5 separate regions of the Homo sapiens genome follow, and all the other regions are linked to region 2. A link is a contact called in ENCODE Hi-C or POLR2A ChIA-PET data. All regions are on one chromosome and are shown on one strand. Each heading gives the region's core, a stretch centred on a gene start or an enhancer-like site at or near the end of the contact. The rest is flanking DNA. Distances are from core to core; before and after follow the strand shown. Region 1 overlaps CAPZA1 (capping actin protein of muscle Z-line subunit alpha 1). Region 2 holds the start of RSBN1 (round spermatid basic protein 1). Region 3 overlaps TSPAN2 (tetraspanin 2). Region 4 holds the start of MOV10 (Mov10 RNA helicase). Region 5 holds the start of CTTNBP2NL (CTTNBP2 N-terminal like).

Evidence for each region. Hi-C counts contacts between places; a loop is a spot of excess contacts on that map. ChIA-PET counts read pairs that join two places held with the same protein, here RNA polymerase II (POLR2A). Pooled maps may share reads with other maps.
Region 1: a loop to region 2 is called in a pooled map, with 2.9 times the contacts of the local background. The contact joins the enhancer-like site here to the promoter of RSBN1 in region 2. A Hi-C loop is called at or near these places in 2 of 168 maps with a recorded cell type or tissue (CD4-positive, alpha-beta memory T cell and naive thymus-derived CD4-positive, alpha-beta T cell) and 2 of 50 pooled maps. POLR2A ChIA-PET finds 5 or more read pairs at or near these places in 1 of 52 experiments (naive thymus-derived CD4-positive, alpha-beta T cell).
Region 3: a map of CD8-positive, alpha-beta T cell shows a loop between it and region 2 (29-fold over the local background). The contact joins the enhancer-like site here to the promoter of RSBN1 in region 2. A Hi-C loop is called at or near these places in 2 of 168 maps with a recorded cell type or tissue (CD8-positive, alpha-beta T cell and naive thymus-derived CD4-positive, alpha-beta T cell) and 5 of 50 pooled maps.
Region 4: a pooled map shows a loop between it and region 2 (5-fold over the local background). The contact joins the promoter of MOV10 here to the promoter of RSBN1 in region 2. A Hi-C loop is called at or near these places in 6 of 50 pooled maps. POLR2A ChIA-PET finds 5 or more read pairs at or near these places in 2 of 52 experiments (CD8-positive, alpha-beta memory T cell and OCI-LY7).
Region 5: a pooled map shows a loop between it and region 2 (17-fold over the local background). The contact joins the promoter of CTTNBP2NL here to the promoter of RSBN1 in region 2. A Hi-C loop is called at or near these places in 1 of 37 single-sample maps with no recorded cell type and 10 of 50 pooled maps. POLR2A ChIA-PET finds 5 or more read pairs at or near these places in 1 of 52 experiments (PC-9).

Annotation. Positions count from the first base shown.
Region 1 is chr1:112,634,270-112,636,969 of GRCh38, reverse strand. All of the region lies in intron 1 of CAPZA1 (capping actin protein of muscle Z-line subunit alpha 1), which reads right to left. It also overlaps the pseudogene RNU7-70P. Among named protein-coding and RNA genes, the nearest start is that of CAPZA1, 16 kb to the right of the region's middle. RefSeq lists a silencer at 1,067-1,166. Within about 2 kb of position 1,374, at least 4 of the 41 ENCODE cell types and tissues checked have a DNase peak (open chromatin) inside an H3K27ac peak, as active enhancers do.
Region 2 is chr1:113,810,971-113,813,760 of GRCh38, reverse strand. It overlaps RSBN1 (round spermatid basic protein 1), which reads left to right and starts at 1,285. Exons shown (of 7, transcript NM_018364.5): 1 at 1,285-2,051. The coding sequence starts at 1,349. AP4B1-AS1 (AP4B1 antisense RNA 1) reads right to left here and starts at 1,149. Exons shown (of 5, transcript NR_125965.1): 1 at 936-1,149. RefSeq lists enhancers at 885-1,414, 1,151-1,540, 1,415-1,944, 1,921-2,010, 2,161-2,220 and 1 more.
Region 3 is chr1:115,061,402-115,064,101 of GRCh38, reverse strand. It overlaps TSPAN2 (tetraspanin 2), which reads left to right. Exons shown (of 8, transcript NM_005725.6): 3 at 1,870-1,967. Among named protein-coding and RNA genes, the nearest start is that of TSPAN2, 27 kb to the left of the region's middle. RefSeq lists an enhancer at 1,247-1,770. Within about 2 kb of position 1,266, at least 24 of the 41 ENCODE cell types and tissues checked have a DNase peak (open chromatin) inside an H3K27ac peak, as active enhancers do; they include CD8-positive, alpha-beta T cell, where a contact is called at or near this core.
Region 4 is chr1:112,673,361-112,676,060 of GRCh38, reverse strand. MOV10 (Mov10 RNA helicase) reads right to left here and starts at 1,402. Exons shown (of 21, transcript NM_001321324.2): 1 at 1,332-1,402; 2 at 1,012-1,213. The coding sequence starts at 1,148. RefSeq lists a silencer at 602-1,001.
Region 5 is chr1:112,394,815-112,397,616 of GRCh38, reverse strand. CTTNBP2NL (CTTNBP2 N-terminal like) reads right to left here and starts at 1,403. Exons shown (of 6, transcript NM_018704.3): 1 at 1,345-1,403. RefSeq lists a silencer at 1,156-1,205.

The sequences.
Region 1 (2,700 bases), core at 125-2,624, 1.2 Mb after region 2:
GTTGTTACAAAGTTGAGAAGAATAGATAAAATGATAAATAAGTTTAAAAGTTAACATTTTATCCAACTTCAAAACTGGGTCAAAGCTAAGATGAAATTAATAGAGCAAAAGGGGAGAGGGAAATGACTAAGCAGTTAGTGACTGAAAAAATATCTTTGCTACAATACAGATGAGGGATGACATTTTCATTAACAGTGATTTAGTCAATCATTCTCAAGGGTGGGAGAGTGAAAGAAAGAAGGCAGTTATCTCCCATAAAGGGGAGGTATGTCAGCTCCTCTAACTTGAGAATCACTAATATGAAGGTTTTAGTTGAACAAAAACTGAACTGCTGCTTAAAAAAAAAAGCCTTTAAAAAACTGTCCCTATTTCATAAAGTAACAGTTTCACTACACACTGTATTCATCAGATAGTATCTACACTAAACGGTGTAACTCCTTGAATATTTTAAAGGGAGACTATCCGAGGCTTTTACATAATTTCCTCTTTCATATATTTAAATATTACAATAAAATTACTAGCATAAAATTAATTATATTTTGTTCCTAACCTAAAAAGGGGGGATTTAAAATATATAACCAACAAAAGATAAGATTTCCTAAATTTCAATTTCTTCCCATTCGTCTTATTCTCTTACCTCTAAAAGGGGGAAATAATAATAAACCAATCCTTGCAAGATTCAAAATTTCATTTTCACATTACTAGTATCTGTACTGAAAGTTTAAAAATCAGTCGCACTGAAAAGTCCTAAGTTTCATTTTCCCTAGAAGTGGCTTAATTTTCTTAGATTTTCATATACCATATTTTAGCAAGAATCTTAAGAAAATGTCCTAAGGAATTTATAAAACTGTAGCTTATTAGATAATCTTTTAATAACAGACCCCACACATTTCATCAACATTGCACCTATTCATAACTAGCTTTTATTTTTTATTTTTTTCTAGAAAGAGTCTCGCTCTGTCACCGAGGCTGGAGTGCAGTGGCGCGATCTCAGCTCACTGCAACCTCCGCCTCCCGGGTTCAAGCAATTCTCCTGCCCCAGCCTCCTGAGTAGCTGGGACTACAGGCGCCTGCCACCACGCCTGGCTAATTTTTGCATTTTTAGTAGAGGTGGGGTTTCACCGTGTGACCAGGCTGGTCTCGAACTCCTGACCTCATGATCTGCCTGCCTCAGCCTCCTAAAGTGCTGGGATTACAGGCGTGAGCCACTAAGCCCAGCCATCACTAGCTTTTAAAATTATTTCCTTGGGCCGGGCACGGTGGCTCACACCTATAATCCCAGCACTTTCAGATGCCGAGGCAGGTCAGGAGTTCAAGACCAGCTGGCTAACAGGGGGAAACCCTGTCTCTGCTAAAAATGCAAAAATTAGCTGGGTGTTGTAATCCCAGCTACTCGTCTCAAAAAAAAAAAAAAAAGTCCTTGACAAACACATACAAACGAACTTTAAGTTAAATATTTAACAACTGCAACTCTTTGTGGGCACTGGTGGATAATTCTAGACAGAAAAGGGAGAATTCTTTCGCTAGATAATATCCACATTCCACTTATCAGCAAAGGCCTGGTCAGTTTATACCACCCCAGTTTTGTATACTTTAGGAGCCAAATCTCTGCCAGCATGTCTCCCTGGTCAATAAAAATCTTTACCTCCTTCATTAGTCTACTGAATGTATTAAAGATTTCACCTCTTGGCCTTGACTCATACTCTCCTTGAAAGTTGTGCCTTTCTCCCTATCTTGGTCTGTCTAAATCCTTCCCATTTTTTAAGGTTGGGTTCTTCCAACCCAACCGTAAAAAGTGTTCAAAGTGTATTTGAATGCTTATCATAGCACCTAAAATATAACTGCTACTGATAATTAGTTCTATAGATACTAGTCTGCCTCCAAAGACTCAAGTTTTTTTGGGAGGGAAACTGCCTTGCTTTCCTCTTCTATATATTACAGGGTCTAGCAAATTAAATTACACATGGCAGGCAATGAGTAAATATTTACAAAATCCTTTTTGAATAAGAAGATGTAAAGGAAATGTTCTCAGTTTTAAAGATTATTATGAGGTACTATGGCAAAATGGAAAAATATAGGCTCTGGATTGGACAGACCCAGTTTTGAATTTCAGTCACTTAAAAATCTCTTTGAACCACATCCTCTCCCTAAAGTGGGATAGTATGTACTCCTTAAAAATTGTTGGGAGTTGTTACAGCTCTTTTAGAATTTGTGTAGCAGGTTTTCTGGTTTTCACCAGAAACCAACCTACCCAATATTAAATTTAAAAAAATTGTTGTAAAGATTAAATGAGACAATATATGGTCAAATCTTTAGCAGAATACTTAAAATATAACAGGAGAGGCTCAATAAATGTCAGCTACTGTTATCTTAACTGGTCACAGCAGGATAACTCTTACTTTAAATTATAAACTGAGCAAACCCTTCAAATTACTATCAAATTACTACTTCAAAGAAAATAATCCTCTTGTTCTAGAAATCCTTTGGGTCCTAGCCACTTTATATTCTCTATCATTGCCATCATAATAATCCCCACCAATAACTACACAACTTTTTACTGACCAAAAAAGCTTTATGAAAATGTCTGTTCCAATTTCCCTTTGAAGTAATAACACATATTTCAAAGTTTTTAAAGTTTTCCAAATAGGGTATACTTAAAGAAAGTATAATAGTAGTAAACTATGCCTCCGTAAATATTTA
Region 2 (2,790 bases), core at 36-2,535:
AAACCACAGTAATTTTATCTGCTGAGTATATATCATTGTAATCAATTACTTCCAAATGTCTTTATCAATAAACAAATATACTAAAAGAATTCTAGGTAACCATGAGTTACTTAGGGCACCATGAGTGCATCTGTAGACCCAGCTACTCATTCCTTGAGCCCAGGAGTTGGAGGCCAGCCTGGTCAACAGAGCGAGACCTTGTCTCTTTTTTTTAAGAGTCAGGGTCTAGATCTGTCACCCAGGCCAGAGTGCAGTGGTGCGACCACTCCTCCCACCTTAGCCTCACGAGTACCTGGGACTACAGGCGCGTGTCACGACACCCAGATAATTTAAAAAATACTTTTGTAGGGACAGAGGCTCACTATGTTACCAACGCTGATCTGGAACTCCTGGCCTCATGCAATCCTCCCGCCTCGGCCTCCCAAAGCTCTGGGATTACCGGCCTGAGACACCGAGCCCCGCCCCGCCCGTCTCTAAATAAATACTTAAAAGAACCCCAGGTAAAAGCTAAAGCGAGGATGAAATTCTAAATGAATTTCTGAGCAACAACTATCCGTAGTGAGCAGTGATGATTTTTGGTGTGTTCTCCGGTAGGCACACTTTTCAAATTTATGCAATCTTATCCTTAAGATTTGAAAAAAAAAAACTTATAAAAAATCTTAAACGTGGTTTTCCATCTACAATTTTTCGCAACTGTAGGGATATATTCAAAATAAATGCTGGACATTTCCAGGCATTAGAGGGGATGTGGCCGGATGGCGAGGAGGGGCCGTCCTCACCAGGACTCCAAGCAGTTCTCGCACCTGACTTCGTAGGCCTGTAGTTGTAACCATAGCAATGCCCCAGATGCTTGAAAACATTTCTGAATTGCGGCCCTATCATATTTTTACAGCAAAACCACCCTTATTTTACATATTACTAAATCCTCTTTTCACCTTCATTTCATCCCTCGTCAAAGTTAAAAGGATGAAGATTCTTTTATCTCACAAAGGTTATGAGAGAAATATTAAATTTAAAATCACTGTGGAGACCACCTCCTCCGTGTAAAATGAGGAAGGGTCACAGGAAGATGATAATGGGAACGCGCCGCCAGACTCTGAAAGCCATTAACATTGTTTCGGCCGTTAGGGCGGTTGGCGGCAACTCACCGCCCAGCGGCGGTTGCGTCGCAGCCAGAAGCGTGACTTCGCGCACGCTCCCTTTCCACTCCTCCACTCAGAGCCGGGGACGCGGCGGGGGCGCGGCGGAACTACAGCTCCCATGACGCTTTGCGCGGCATAGGGTGCTTTACAATAGAAGCTCGGTTGGAGAGGCCTGCGGAGAAAAGCTGGGAACGGCCGCTTCCGGCATGTTCATCTCTGGACGAAGAACGGCCGACAAGTGGAGGGCGGAGGAGAGACTCCAATGCCCAGCGGGCAGTGCGCGGGCGGCGCTTGCGCGATGCGCGGACGGGGGGGCGGTCGGGCCATTTAAATGTGTGTTTGTGGGTGAAATGGCTGCGCAGGTCGGAGCGGTGCGCGTAGTACGGGCGGTGGCGGCGCAGGAGGAGCCGGACAAAGAGGGGAAGGAGAAACCTCATGCTGGGGTCTCCCCGCGGGGAGTTAAACGGCAGCGCCGATCTAGCAGTGGGGGGTCTCAGGAGAAGCGGGGGCGGCCGAGCCAGGAGCCCCCTCTCGCTCCCCCTCACCGGCGGCGTCGCAGCCGCCAACATCCTGGGCCGCTGCCGCCAACGAATGCAGCCCCAACTGTCCCAGGCCCTGTTGAGCCTCTTCTCCTGCCGCCTCCGCCGCCACCTTCGCTGGCACCCGCCGGGCCCGCTGTCGCTGCCCCTCTCCCGGCCCCAAGCACCTCGGCCCTCTTCACCTTCTCGCCTCTGACGGTGAGCGCGGCCGGGCCCAAGCATAAGGGCCACAAGGAGCGGCACAAGCACCATCACCACCGCGGCCCCGATGGTGATCCCAGCTCCTGCGGAACCGATCTCAAGCACAAGGACAAGCAGGAAAACGGCGAGAGGACTGGAGGGGTGCCTCTGATCAAAGCCCCCAAGAGAGGTGAGAGCAGGCAAACTGCCCGGCTTGGGTTCTAGGTCTCTCTCAGTTCCGATATCCCGCATCTTTAGGACTGAAAGACGCCAAACCCCTGCTTACCTTCTGCTGCTGTACTTCTCTAAGCTCACTGGGGTGGACCCTGGATTTCAGATCGTTGACACGGTTTGATCTAACTACTTGAGGCTTCTCGCTCCGAGGCCGAGCTGTCAGTTGCTAATCCCTTTACCGGTCCCCCGGAGCCTCTCAGCATTTGTTTTCAAATTCTGCAAGGTTTCCGCGCCGCGTTAGATTAGTAGGTGGGGTACTAAAAAATGCCTTTCCAAAGAAAAGGCATGTTCCTAAAATCCCTTCTCCTTGTTTTGCTTGCTGGAGAGCTTTAGTTATCTGCTCTCCCTTGCTCCAGAATAGTCAGGGGTATGGTTCCAGTCTTTCAGGAGGGAATTCATATAAAGGTTACACGACTCACTGGTTGACTTAGCTTCTGCAAGGTAAAATATCAGACGCAGTTTATCTTGGTTCTTTTTAATCTAGAGGTAAAAATCATTTTAAAGTTTTCATATTAGCTATTTAAATTCTTAGAATAGGCATGTGGAAGGTTTTCTCTACCCTTTGATACTAGGAAATAGGACCAACAGTGCCTCTGAAAAGTGGGAATTTGTGCAGTAGATAGTAGAGGCCGGAATTTCAGTTGCATTTGATTCTGTCTAGCACACTTTGTGGATCTGTTAATTCCAATAGCCCT
Region 3 (2,700 bases), core at 17-2,516, 1.3 Mb before region 2:
GAGCTTTGAAAACATTGCAACACAGTGAATGACTTTTTTTTTTCTTTTTCAACTTTCATTTTAGAATCAGGGGGTACATGGGCAGGTTTGTTACAAAGGTACATTGAGTGATGCCGAGATTGGGGGTATGACTGAACCTGTCACTGAGGTAATGAATATAGTATCCAATAGTTAGTTTTTCAACACCTGTGCCCCTCTAGTAGTCCCCAGTATCTATCATTCCCATCTTTATGTCCATGTGTACCCAATATTTAGCTCCTACTTATAAGTGAGAACATGCGGTATTTGATGTTCTGTTCCTGTGATAGTTTGCTTAGGATAATGGCCTCCAGCTGCATTCATGTTGCTGCAAAGGGCATGATTTTGTTCTTTTTTATGGCTGCATAGTATTCCATGGTGTATATGTACCACATTTTCTTTATCCTATCTACCATTGATGGGCACCTGGGTTGATTCCATACCTTTGCCGTTGTGAATAGTGCTGCAGTGAACATGTACCCTTTTGACAGAATGACTTATTTTCCTTTAGGTATTTACCCAGCAATGGGATTGCCGGGTCGAGTGGTAGTTCAACTCAGTTGTTTGAGTCATCTCCAAACTGCCTTCTGCAGTGGCTGTACTGATTTACATTCGCAACATTGTATAAAGTGTCCCCTTTACTCCCAGCCTTGCCAACATCTGTTATTTTTGACTTTTTAACAAAAGCCATTCTGACTGGTATGAGATGGTATCTCATTGTGGTTTTGATTTGCATTTCTCTGATGATTAGAGATGACGAGCATTATTTCATGTTTGTTGCTCGCTTGCATGTCTTCTTTGGAGAATTGTCTGTTTATGTCTTTTGCCCACTTTTTAATGGAGTTATTTGCCTTTTGCTTGTTGATTTGTTTAAGTTCCTTACAGATTCTGGATATTAGACCTTTGGTGAAAGACATTTTTAAAACAATAAAGTGTTGAGGTAGTGGGGCCAACAACACTATTATTTTTAATATGATATCATTTCTCACATTACCACATCCATTCCCTCATGAAATTATTCTTTTAGAGAAAAGGGAAAGGGAGGAGGTGGTAGAGCTAGAACAGCAGGAAATAAATACCCACCTCAGGACTGCAGAGCAGCAAGGCCTCAGGGCCCTGAAAAGAACGCTGAGGCCAGGTCCGGGTGGGGCAGGAAGCAGAGCAGCCTCGCCTGTGGCTCCTACTAGGTCTGTAAACTGCCAGATCTGCCCGCAAACCACCATCAGCAACCCAGAGGCGCCCCAGGAAGCACCCTGAATGCCAGGCCCAGGGGTTCCCCACAGAGGCGGGGCACCAGCCCCCACCCTCCCTATTAATGGGAGTGGTTTCCAGGTGACTCATATGAGTAAAATGCAAAAAATGAAATAGAGACCATTAACATGATTCCAAGTAAGACAAGTGCCAAGTCCCATATTGTATTCTAACTTATCTCAGGATCAGAGAAGGAAATACAAAAAGGCTTGGCTTTAGTTCTCTCAGAACCAGAGCATTTCTGTCCTTTTCTTTCTCTGTAAGAACTGTACGTGGGGCTTGCCTAAGCAGTAAGTGAAATCCCCACCTGAATGATGGCTGCCTCCATCACTAGAGATGCAAGACAGAGTCGGAGTGTTGGGCAGGCTTTTGAGGCTCATGGCTATTTTTCTCCCGGCTCTGCCAAACACCAGCTCTATGACCTTAAGCAAATCGCTTTACCTTTTGGGGCCCAGTTCCTCCGTGTCAAACATGGCAGTAAGAATAGCACCTCCTTTTGGTACTATTAGAATGCTCTGCAGTGCCCAGAGTCTTAAGCCTAGTTGGTCGTGGAGGCACTCGGTTGGCTCTCAGTGGTCTCCTCTGACCTCTTCCCCACAGGGCTGTATGTTCTGGTTGGAGCCGGGGCCCTGATGATGGCCGTGGGGTTCTTCGGGTGCTGCGGAGCCATGCGGGAGTCGCAATGTGTGCTTGGATCAGTAAGTGGGGCGAGGGGGTAAATGGTGGGGTGGGGGTGAGGGAGCGGCCTGCATCTGAAGGGAGTCAGTGCCTCTGGCCCCTGGCTCCAGCTCCTCCGTGGACTCTCTGAGCCCTTGGCATGCACTTTTCCTCCCTCAGTCTTGGTTTCTCCATCTCTTATATATGAATAATACTAACTAGGGCCGGGTGCCATGACTCACGCCTGTAATCCCAGCACTTTGGGAGGCTGAGGCAGGAGGATCTCTGGAGCCCAGGAGTTTAAGACTAGCTTGGGCAACACAGGGAGACCTAGTCTCTACCGGGTGTGATGGCACACACCTGTGGTCCCAGCTACTCAGGAGGCTGAGGCAGGAGGATCACTTAAGACCAGGAGTTGGGAGGCTGCAGTGAGCCATGACTGTACCACTGCACTCCAACCTGGGCGACAGAGCAAAACCTTGTCTTGAAAAAAGAAAAAAGAAAAAAAATATTATCTTTGTTCCTGCCTTATATGGGAAGTGTGAAAAGAAATGACGTCATTGGTGTAAAGATGTTTTGGGAGTAAAAGTACTTAGTAATTGTAAGGGGTGACTATGATTGTTCTTTAAAAAAAAATATTTCACAGTGGGTGAGGCAGCTAAAAGGTTTCTATAGCCAGGGAAGTGCTGTTATCTACAAGGAAAACATTTATGTTTGAGATCAATAACTTAACCAAAATCCCTCTTGTGGCTTATTTTAACAAGCAACCTCTGT
Region 4 (2,700 bases), core at 153-2,652, 1.1 Mb after region 2:
CACGATTTCACCAATATGGAGAGTCTCTACCCTTTTCCCCCACCCCAAATCACACTTCTGTTAGCTCAATCTTAGACTTCAGCTGTTTTAGCAGCCATATCTCACCCATACTGGCCCTCTGGTCTGCTAAAACCCAAGGTCTTTTTCGGGAGGTCTGTTATTAAGCCCAGATTCCCACTACCTTATGTTTATTTGTACAAGTCTTTACGTTTACCCTTGTTAAACTGCTTCTTGGTTTTCCACGCAAGGCAGCAGCCTGTTGATAAACGTGTTTTTGAAGCACAATTCTGTGGTGTGACAGAAGACTCTTTGATTTTCACTTGGGTGGTAGCAGGAAAAGGAGACCAAAGAGCCTTCAGCCACAGGGTGAAAGGGAGCCTCCAGAAGGCTGGCTCTGCCCCTGGGTCTCCATGGAGAAGCCACAGGTGCTAATGGAGGTTTGGTACGCACGTAGTTTGTGCCCTTTTCTTCTTTCCAGAGCTTCCTGAGCTTCTCCCTTCTACCCTGGGCCTCTTCAGTTCTCCCAGATAGCGGACCCCCGAGGCAGCAGCGCCTCAACAAGGTGGCAGAGGTCCCTGTAAAGCCCGCGCTCGGGCTCGCAGCCCCCAACAGGCAGCCTCTAACCCGCGCTCCCGCGATGCCTGGGCCCCCTCTGGAGGCTCCCCTCCCCCACCGCGAGCGCTGTCCCTCAGCCCCCGCGAGCGGCGCATGGACGCGGGACGCAGCTCCCGGCCCCGGGTTCCGGCCTCCGGGGGCGCGGGCAGCGCGGGAGGCTCTCCGCGGCGACTTGGCGCAGGGGCCCAGCTCGGGCAGAACTGGCGGGCTCCGGGCGGCGCTGGTGGGGCGTGGGCGAGGCGCGGGAGGGGAGGTCTGCGCCGCCCCGGGACTGGCCTGAGCCGCTGGGGGAGCTGCGTCCCTCTGCGCCCCGGGGCGGGAAAGGTGGCCCTCGCGCGGGGGTCGTGGCAGCAAGCTGGGCCCGCGATTCGGGGCCGGGAGTGGGCCGGCCCGTACCTGATCTTGAAGTCGCGGTTATAAATGGTCCGCAGCCGCTCGCGATCTGTCTCCATGTCCAGTCCCCGAACGACCAGGAAACTCTCGAAACACTGGCCCGCCTCCCGGAGCTGCCGGCAGCTGAACTTACTGGGCATCGCGGCGGCGGCTGCGGCCCAGGCAGGAGGGTCCGTGGAAATGAAACTGAAAGTCGCCGCTGCAGCTGGAAGTTGGCGGCCCTGAGATGAGGGTGCAGCAGGAGGGAAGCCCCCTAACTCTGACCCCTGATCCTGCGGGCTCCCTTCTCCCCACCAGGCTTCCCTCCTCCGTTCTTTTCTTACCTGAGCTTTCCCTTCGGTTTCTTCGTCCTATCCCCTCCCCCTCTTCGCATTAACTCTTTCCTAAAGCGTCTGACCCCTCCCTCAGGGCCCTCCCCTTACCCCAAGCTCCCTCCCCTGGCTTCTAGCCAGTATCAGAACGTGGCTACCGCTTGGGGCCCTCTGAACAGCCCGGGAGGACCTCCGAGCCTCAGCCAGGGCTACCCTCACGCCCACCCTCCAGAGCCTCGGGACTCAGTGAAAAGCAGGAGAGCAAAGGGCAGGGCTGGGATCTAGGTCGGCTGCGGCCGGAATGGGGAAGCTCATCCAGCGCCTCCCCCAGCCTTCCAGGGACGTAAACTCGGGGCGACACGCCCCCTCCCCCATTTTCCCTTCTCGGGCTTTCAGACGCACGTAGTTGGCATAAGGGTCAAAGAAGTTTGGGGAAAAGAACCCAGTGTCTCTGAGATAAAGGTGTGTACGTGTGGGAGGGAGGGACAAGGGGCTCTGCCAGGATACACAGTAATTGCTTTTCTCTGCCACATCGGCTTATGTGGAAAGGCTGGTGACCGACCCTTACCCCTGAGCCACATATTTGGGCGCTTCGTTGCATTCCAGTCTGTATTGCTCTTTAATTTTTACTGGTATATAAGGTGGACCCTTATATTCATCAAAATACTAGCATCTTGAGCGTAAGGGACTGTTGTGTTAGGCAATAATAAGTGGTTAATAGTGACAGCATCAGTACCAAGAAGAGAACTAAAAGGGCAGTGTGCTTCAGAAGACTGTATAGACAAATTTAAGGGGGTGGGGCTACAATAACAAACCTTTGTATCTATTTTTTTCCCGCAGAATGAAATGACACACACACTAGAATGGGACAAGCTAAGTTACACTACAAAGTTTTAAATCAAATACATCACTTTCAAATAAATCAAAGCTAGTGTTGTTCTCCATAGTAGCTACCAGCAGGAGGCCACACACTCAATCTACGGAATTGAAGAAAGTCCAGAACCCAGGTCATACTCCAGCTGGGCTACCCGGTACCTTCTCTCAGGCCAACAACCAAATGAAGCCAGGAATAACAGGCTTTAGCAACAGGAAATGCAATGTCAGTGGGAACCAAAGCTACGGGGATGGGTAAAATAGGGCAGAGGAAAACATCTTACAAACTTATTATGCAAAGTAGAAGAAAAAACTAGAAAAGCAGCCAAAGATTTTACCTTTTTTCTCCCTCAATGTCCTGATGAGGTTCCAGAAGAATAGAGAGGGTGAACTCTTAAAAATTGCCTTGTTACTTACCATCTCAAAAACGTACCATCAACCGTACTCAAACTGAATGTCTGGCTCCATTCTGACCAGCAAATCTAAATCCCTATTATTCTTGGATACA
Region 5 (2,802 bases), core at 154-2,653, 1.4 Mb after region 2:
TTGACAAAACCTTTAGGAGCACACTAGAAGAGGCACTTTTTGGTAAACATGAATAGCTAGAATACCTTGCCTTTATTTACTCTTATCTCTGAGATTTAAAAATTGTTCTTACTTTTCATCCTCTAAATTTTGATAGATGATCGTAAAACCAATCAAAATATACATGAATGTTTCCTGGGGGCGGGGAGGACACTATAAAAAAGGGGTTAGAGAGTTACCAAAGGACATAGGACTAGATTAATCATAAACCTAGATGACTGACCCTGAATTTTCTTCAAACACTTCCTGTCTTTTGTTTCAACCTGCAGTATACCTTCAAGGTTAACTGCAGTCTCCCTGAGCAATGGACCAGCCCACCCTAGACTGGGATATACTCATTCCTAATCCACTGCTACTTATTTACTTATGTATACTGTTTCATTTGAAAACATGGTGTTATTCATTGACTGTCAAGCAACATATACTGCATTCCTGCCCACACAAAGCCAGCTCTGCAGATATCCAACACACCCACCTCACTGTGAAATATAAGATGGCTTTTCATCAAGTTCTCAGGGAGGAAATAGGGTGGAAAAGGAAAAATGAAACGCAATTCAAACCTAAGAAACCCTTAGAGGCTGGGTGCTCCCAGAAGGAACAGAAAGTAGAAGGAAGGTACAAAGGGTGAAGGAGAGGAGGTCCTAGTTCTCCCTCTTTCACAGTCCAAAACAGTCCCAAAACAGGAGAGCTCTCGACTCCTCACAAGAGGCCAGAGGATGCGAGGGGCTGCGGGAGGAAGACTGAGCATCAGAGAATGGGGGATGGGAAGAACTTAAGTGGGAGAAGCCGCTTCCTCCGTAAAGCTGGCTGTCTAGGTCGGTCTTTGATTTTTGCTTCGCCCCATCCCTCCTTTTTGGGAAACACCAATTTTATCTTACGGAGGAAAGCAGCTCCAGTCCCACCCTGGCGAGCAGGGACAGGTGTAGGGAGGGATGTTTGGCCTTCCGGGGGTACGAAATGGGGTTGGGGGCGGCAGCCTAGAGAATCGGTACCTGTGAGTCCTCTCCGCCAAGGCTGAGGTGCGGGGTGGGAGGTGCCTTTGAATGAGGGGTGTCAGAGGGAAGCCCCTTCTGAGGAGCTGGGAATCGACGAGGGACAAAAAGTAGCTGTGAGGACCCTCGGAGGATGAGGAGCCGCCTCCTCGGGGAATACCGGGAGGTGGAGGAGACGGCCCCGCCCCCTCAGGGGATGGGCCCAGAGGCCGTTGAGACGGCGGCGGGAGGCTACCGGTGCCCCTATCCTTGCTTTGCTCTTGAGAACCCGGCCTCCCAGCCATCACCAAGCCCCAGGGATAGTTGCTCCTACCTTTCCACGACGCTCCGGGCTCCGCTCCCCTCCGCCTCCACTCCCCATCCACAGCGGCTGAGGCTCCGCCCCCTCAGCCGCCCGGCGGGGGCATTGGCATTCACCAGCGCCAATCGCCTCCTTGCTTCTCCAGCCTCGGCCCCAATCCGCGCCGGCTGGAGGCGGGGCTTCTCCAAAGTCATTCAGGCTCCTCCCGGGGCCCCAAGATCCCTTTTGTTTGGGAAGAGCAAGGCCGGGATTGAGCTCGCGTCACTTCCGGGAGGAAGCGCCCTCCTGGGTCCTGGGCTTCAGGGTGGGCTCGCGCCCCTCCCGGCTCGGGGTCTGCAACTTTCCACCTCTGCGTGAAAAGTCTGGGCAGGACCGTGACTAGTGCTTCGTGCTTTTACCTGACTGTACGCGGAGTTTAGGAATGGAGGGCTCTGGTGGCCTAATCGATTGGGATTTTATCCAGAATGTTAATAAATGAAGTGGGCTTTGGTGTCTGCATTAGAATGAATTCGTTGTTGAAAAACCTGGCTTCCTTGCTCCCTTTTTTTTTTTCTTTTTTCTGGAAGCGCCTGTGGGCGTGGTGCTGGAAGCAAGGGTGCAAAGATGAAACACCTGGAGATCACCCTTCTCTCAACCACATTTTGTACAGAAGAGGATACTAACTTTGGGGGACATAAACCCAGCCGACCTGCCTTCCAGGCGGAAGTCAAATAATTGCAAATTTGTGTGGCAGGTTTTTCCACCCTATGCTTGCCAGCTGAGGCGACTTTTTTCTTTCCTTGGCCTCATTATATTGTGGGGAATGGTGTTTGCAGTGAAGTTGAAACAATGGAGAGTACAGAGGATGCAAGGAATGTCTGCCTTGTGAACACAGGAATGCAGATCTTGGTGGCAGCAAGTCTTAGGCAGGACCAAATAACTCAGAGAGGGGAGTGGATGTATAACTAGTTGTATCCCTACCTAAGGTCAAAGTTTCTGAATTCCTTTTCCACAGAATGGCTGTCAGCTCACAGATTGATGCAGCTGGTTACATTTACAATAACCACATTATTTAAAATACAATATAATAAATATTTGAGACGAATATTCATAATGCATAAATAATGTAGTACACTTAATACATTATCCCTAAACTTAGCAATTATAATTCGCAAGACAGCATTAGGGACCTAGTGCTTGCCTAGGCAGACAGTCCCCAAGGCAGATGCAGCCTGCCTCATGCAGTTTACAGTCTGACTGAGGGATGTGATCAGTTTGTGCGATTATAGTCTGAAAGAAGTAAACAAGTATTTATCATGTTATCACTGTGCCATGTACTTTCATTTAATGGTATTTGATGTCATTTTCAGTGCTGTATGAGAAATCTATCCTACAGTGTAGGATAGACATCATTGTGTCCAATTTACAGATGAGAAGATAGAGATTCAGAGAAGTCAAATAAAGTCATAGAGCTAGTAAATGGTAAAGAAT